Linked DNA regions of Homo sapiens: region 2 is linked to region 1. Evidence: chromatin contacts called from ENCODE Hi-C data. All regions are on one chromosome and are shown on one strand. The core of a region is the stretch at or near the end of the contact, and the rest is flanking DNA. Distances in the headings are between cores, read along the strand shown. Region 1 has its middle 230 kb from the start of MIR4319. Region 2 overlaps SETBP1 (SET binding protein 1).

Region 1 (2,831 bases), core at 229-2,728:
TGGCACAAAGATAGTTTACAGTTTGTTTACACTTCCACTTAGGTTATAATTCAGTATGTACACAGAAATATTTACACTGAAGTTCAAAGAGGTAAGGGGGCAGTTTTATGCTAAAGTTGATTTAACAATATCAAGTGCACCACATTAGTTACGAGTTTGCTGAGACTTTTTTTCATTCTCATTCTCTTTCTCTCTCATTCAATCGCATGTATGTACTAGGTCACAATGTAAAAGGTGTTTCTTATTGTGGATCACAGCTGAAGAATTTTGAAGCTGCTCAGCTAAAGGACTTTCCCTCTGCGAAGCTGTGATTCTCTGAAGTGGCCAAAGAAATTATGCAGTAAGGTAAGGTTTACAGCTGTTGCTGAGGTTCTTTCTCTAAGTCAAAATCTGCTTTGAGCTTGCCAACCTCAAGGTGATATTGAGGAATATTTCTTAAAACAGACAGCTGCCTTTGTAGGAGAGTGGGGAAGCATGATTATAGACCATCTGAAGGTGCTCTGTGCCCCAACTCAACCCACCAACTGTGACTTTGAAGGAAGCCCAAGCCAGAAGAGTGAATTTTGTGTCTTCCCTCAACAGCAATCAATCAATACAGAGTTAATTCTCTAGTGCCTTGCAGGTTGTCAGCAAACTTCTCAAACTGTGTTTCATACCTGGAGCTAGGGGCTGTTCTCAAAGGGCTTTTCCATTTACTTGGCGAATAGAACTAATATCCTTGAAATAACTCACAGACCAAGACAACATATAAACAAGAGCTAAGCTGCATGCAGCATACTGTAACTACAAAAGGAGTTTAGCAGCACAGAAAACGAATTAGCCAATGGGGAAGACATCTCTAAGGTAGACTTGGACTAATGTTGGGATCACTACGAAGGATGTGCTGGCTTCAGAAATCCGGAGGAAAAAGGTAGCGGCTCTTCAGTGTCAAAAGACATTAGACATAGATTTGGATGTGCCACACACATTTATCTTCCATCATGTCCACACTCCAGAAAAAAACAGCCTATTGTGCATTCCAACTAAGTCTCTTAAGCTGGGAGTTAGTCTAGGACCATGAAGAGAGAATTTTCTTTGTATCTAAATACATAATTATATTTTAGATTACTGGTTACCTTTCTCATTCACCTGTTCTATCTCAAAAACCTGTGGTATGCAACATTAACTTGGCTCTATAGAGAGCTGCATGATACATAAAAGACCTTCTATGTTCAGATTTTGTCCAACTGATGAGGAAAAAGTGTGACCCAGTAAGAGAAGTGAGAGCCTATCAGTATCAGTCAATAATATTCAAGCTATCCAGCTCTATAAACAAGGAAGATATTCGGGGTCAAAAACAGGTGAAGGTGAAGAGCAGTATAGTCAGAGAAGACATCCTGGAAGAAGTTGAATTTGTGTTTGTGACAGTCTTGTGGGTTCTATCCCACCAACCCTTCTCAGCAGTGACTCAGCAAATTGATTTCAGAGGCAGCCTCTGGGAACTTACATCCCACTGATGGGTTTATAATGAAAATGCTGACGCACTCCTAAGTCAAACCAGGACTCTTGAGCAGCACTACAGAATTGAGTGCGTCATTTCCCCCTGAACAATGCGTCTCATTCATTGCTTGAAGTGTGACCATTCATGTTGAAAATGAAATTCCGCAGTGATCTGTTTGGGGAAATTATTCAGAGCTACTCACTTAAAGATCTTGCTATCTTTTGTGGTTCTCAATTAAGGCTCACAAGAACCTCTCCAGGGTAAATTGGTGCCAATCTAGGCATTGAGAGTAGAAGGAAAAATGAAAATCTAAAGCTCGTAGGAACTTTCAAAAGTCATTTCTAAAGGCCCCTAGGGAGTAGATAACATACAGACCAAGTTATCCTGAATATAAGTTATACTGATTATAACCAGAATATCTAGAATATTGGTATAATAAGAGAAAAAACATGGATGTGAAATTAGGAAGCATTGGTCTTAGCCCTGGTTCTGCCTATAGCTACCTGGGTGCTTTGGAGTTAATGAATTATTAGACATAGAATGATAATCCTGTCCAAATATATTTTGTTAAAAATAGAAAAACATAAGGTATGCAAGGAAAAGTTTAATAATACCTGGGCTTCTTTCACCCCTAATTAATAATCATGAATATTTTGCTATATTGTCTCTTTTTTAATACACAAATCATGAACACATAGATAAAGTTTACCTGGACCCCTCACCCAATACTCAACCACTATCATGAGTTTGATGAGTTTGATTCTTTCAGTCTATTTAAAACATTGCATCTAGTTGGTCACATTTATGATGTGTTCCTATTATAATTATTAAGGATTTTAAAATTTTGCATAATAGGCATCGATGCTATATACAAAGTCTTATTCTGTAGCTTGCTTCCCCCATGTACATTTGGATTTATTTCTACCATGTTATTTTGTGTTCTCTATATACTTTTGCTTTACTTCTCTATTTCCCTCATTAACAGTCTCTTTTGAATTGATACAGTATAATTTCCTCTCTTTGCTCTTTTCTCTCTTACACAGCTTTGTAAGTTAGGCATTTTATTTCTATTGTTTTAGTGGTTGCCCTCAAATTTTTAACATATCTGTGCTGTTACTAATTTTTTTAACAAAATGCACCAAGGAAGACCTTAGTATACCTCATATCCCTTAGATCTCCTCACTCTAATTTTCTTGCTACTGTTGTCTGGAATTGTAATTCCAACATGTTTTAAAGATAAAGAGAAGCATATTTTCTCAATTATTTACAGTAAACACCTATGTATTTTTATCATCACAATACCTAGTTTCTTTGTGCACCAATTTTCTTGATTCCCACTTCTTCTGGATTT
Region 2 (2,700 bases), core at 196-2,695, 290 kb before region 1:
CCAAAGGTCAAAAAATATACTCATGTTTTCTTCTAAGAAATTGATAGCTTTAGCTCTTGCCTTTAGGTTTATGATCCACTTTGAATTTATTTGGTGTATTGTAGAAAGCAGGGCTCCAGCTCTTCTTCTTCCTCCTCCTCCTTCTTTTTTATTTTTTATTTTTTTTTTGAGACAGAGTCTTGCTCTGACACCTGGGCTGGAGTGCAGTGGCGTGATCTCAGCTTACTGCAACCTCCGCCTCCCGGGTTCAAGTGATTCTCCTGCCTCAGCCTCTTGAGTAGCTGGGATTACAGGCGCCCACCACCATGCTCATCTAATTTTTGTATTTTTAGTGGAGACAGGGTTTCACCAACTTGGCCAGGCTGGTCTTGAACTCCTCACGTCGCCACCTCGGCCTCCCAAAGTGCTGGGATTACAGGTGTGAGCCACCACACCTGGCCCCTCCTCCTTTTCTTCTTTCTCCTTCTCCTTCTTCTTCTCCACTTTCTTCTTTTGCATGTGTATATCAGCTTTTCCCAGCACTATTTATTTATTGAAAAGACTTATTCCCCATTATATTATATTAGCACCCATGTCAAAAGTCAATGAGCAATAAGTATCAGGGTTTATTTCTGGACAATCAGTTCTGTTCTATTGATTTATATGTCTTTTCTTATGCCAGTGTCACACTCTTGACTGCAATAGCTTTGTAGAAATTTTAAAATTGGGAAGTGTGAGTCCTCCAACCTTGTTCTTTTTCAAGATTGTTTTGGCTATTCTAGGTCCATGGCATTTCAATATGAATTTTAGGGTCAACTTGTCAATATCTGTAGAAAGGCTCTCCTAGATTTGTTAATGCTCTCCTAGATTTGCTAAGCCTCAATTTTCTCACGTATTTAAAAAGATTGGTAATTCATGTCCTGTAGAGTACTTGTGAAGCCCCCCAAAATATAACTCTGCTTTAAATGTTTAAAATACTAATTTCAAATCCACATTTTATATTGTTTATCTCATTTTATAAAATTCAACCAATTTTAATCCTCATTTTCAGAAAAATATATTTTTGCCATATTTATTAACCTAGCATTGTCATCATCACACCTCTGGACTCACTGAAAACTGTGACCTTTCCCAGCTTACACAAGGACCAGATTGGTTCTACTGCCAGGTACCTGTGTTAGAATTGAAGAATTCTAGATGTGTAAAGGAAAATGGCCTCACCTACCTTAAGGTGGGATGTGGTTACTCTCAGAAAGGTGAGAAGGAAGGAGCAATTGAAAGGAAGGATGAGTAAGGAGAAATGGGGAACTTCTTTAACTGCTGGCAGTGTGTAGAGAATTAGACTGAAAGTGGCTTGTCTTCAGAGGCTGGTATCTGGAGGGCAAGGCCGAGGAGAAAATGTGTTCCTGCTTGCTACTCCACCTCTAGCTGGAAAGCCCCATTATTTGAATGGACCAGAATCCAGTAATCCAGTTTGTAGGTGTCTGCTCGGCTGTCATTTGTTCTCCTGGCTGACTGCAAATATAACTCAGAGTGATGAAGATTACAAGGAAGAGTATCTTGGCCAAGGTCCAAGGCTCTGAGGTTTTCTCATTCAGTCTGTCCTCTGAACTTAGGAGGGAGTATCGTACCAATTCTGCTGCTAGGCTCAGAGTAGTCTAAAGCAGAAAGCAATCAAACCACAGCTTTTTCTCTTCTCCTGTCCCAACTATTTATAGTAACCGATGCTACTGTCACAGTTATCTTAGCTCACGTTCACTGAAAGTAAGACCTTATGCTATGCATTACCTTCATATGAAGTCAGCACAGTTATTATTATCCTGATTCTACAGATGACAAAACCAAGGCACAGACAGGTTATGTATTTTGTCAAAATTATAAATATTTAAAGGGGAGTATGTCCAGGATTGATCCGAGACGTACCATGCTATACCATGTCAACCCTCTTCTGTTTCTTGTCTCTGTAGCTCAAATAGCATTTTCTCAATTTGGCTATACTTGGAGAATCACAGAATTAGCTTACAACCCTCAGGAATTAAGACTCTTAAGAGCAGTGGCCTAATTTCATTTCTTCAAGGAAGCACCTTCCAAGATTCCGTAGATTACACTATGGTTTCTTGTCTATGAATTCCTATTGCATTCTTTCAAGAAGTCAGCACCTGAGTCCATAACTATCGGATGGGTGTTTCTGAAGGCTGAGAACTGCCCGCCGTCTGGGTTACTGGCATCATTGACAATGCCGAGACATGCCTCTTCCTCTCTGAGATTGTTGTTAACTGGAGCAGGAGGTTCTCACTAAAAACATGCCGACTCCCTCCTATGGCCTTCATGATGTAACCATCATACACATTGCTGCTGTTCTATAATAATAGGTCACCATTCAGGGACAAACAGCAATGACTGACTCATTCAAGAGATGGCGAAGGGGTGAGCGGAGGGATGACCAGGTAAAGAAAGGTGTTTTTTAGCATTTTTCCTTACCTCAGAGCTCCATTGAAACCAAATCTGGATTGACCTGATTTTCCAAACCTTTATGTCTTTGATGGAGTCAGGAAGATGAAAGAAGCTGTTGTCTGTACAACCTATTTCCCCTTCTGTGAGTTGAACTGAATTGAAACTGCTCCATGTTTATCAAAGATCAGGCAAAGATATGAGCAATGTCCTGATGTCAGTGATACGGGCCAGTGTCCTGCCCATGGTCAGCATCCTGGGTCTCCATTA

The links. Hi-C counts contacts between places; a loop is a spot of excess contacts on that map. Pooled maps may share reads with other maps.
Region 2: a loop to region 1 is called in a map of CD14-positive monocyte, with 2.3 times the contacts of the local background. The contact joins two enhancer-like sites. A Hi-C loop is called at or near these places in 1 of 168 maps with a recorded cell type or tissue (CD14-positive monocyte), 1 of 37 single-sample maps with no recorded cell type and 6 of 50 pooled maps.

What each region holds. Positions count from the first base shown.
Region 1 is chr18:45,196,138-45,198,968 of GRCh38, forward strand. It overlaps a transcript of SLC14A2 not described here. Among named protein-coding and RNA genes, the nearest start is that of MIR4319, 230 kb to the left of the region's middle. Within about 2 kb of position 1,479, at least 2 of the 41 ENCODE cell types and tissues checked have a DNase peak (open chromatin) inside an H3K27ac peak, as active enhancers do.
Region 2 is chr18:44,907,911-44,910,610 of GRCh38, forward strand. All of the region lies in intron 3 of SETBP1 (SET binding protein 1), which reads left to right. Among named protein-coding and RNA genes, the nearest start is that of MIR4319, 61 kb to the right of the region's middle. Within about 2 kb of position 1,446, at least 2 of the 41 ENCODE cell types and tissues checked have a DNase peak (open chromatin) inside an H3K27ac peak, as active enhancers do.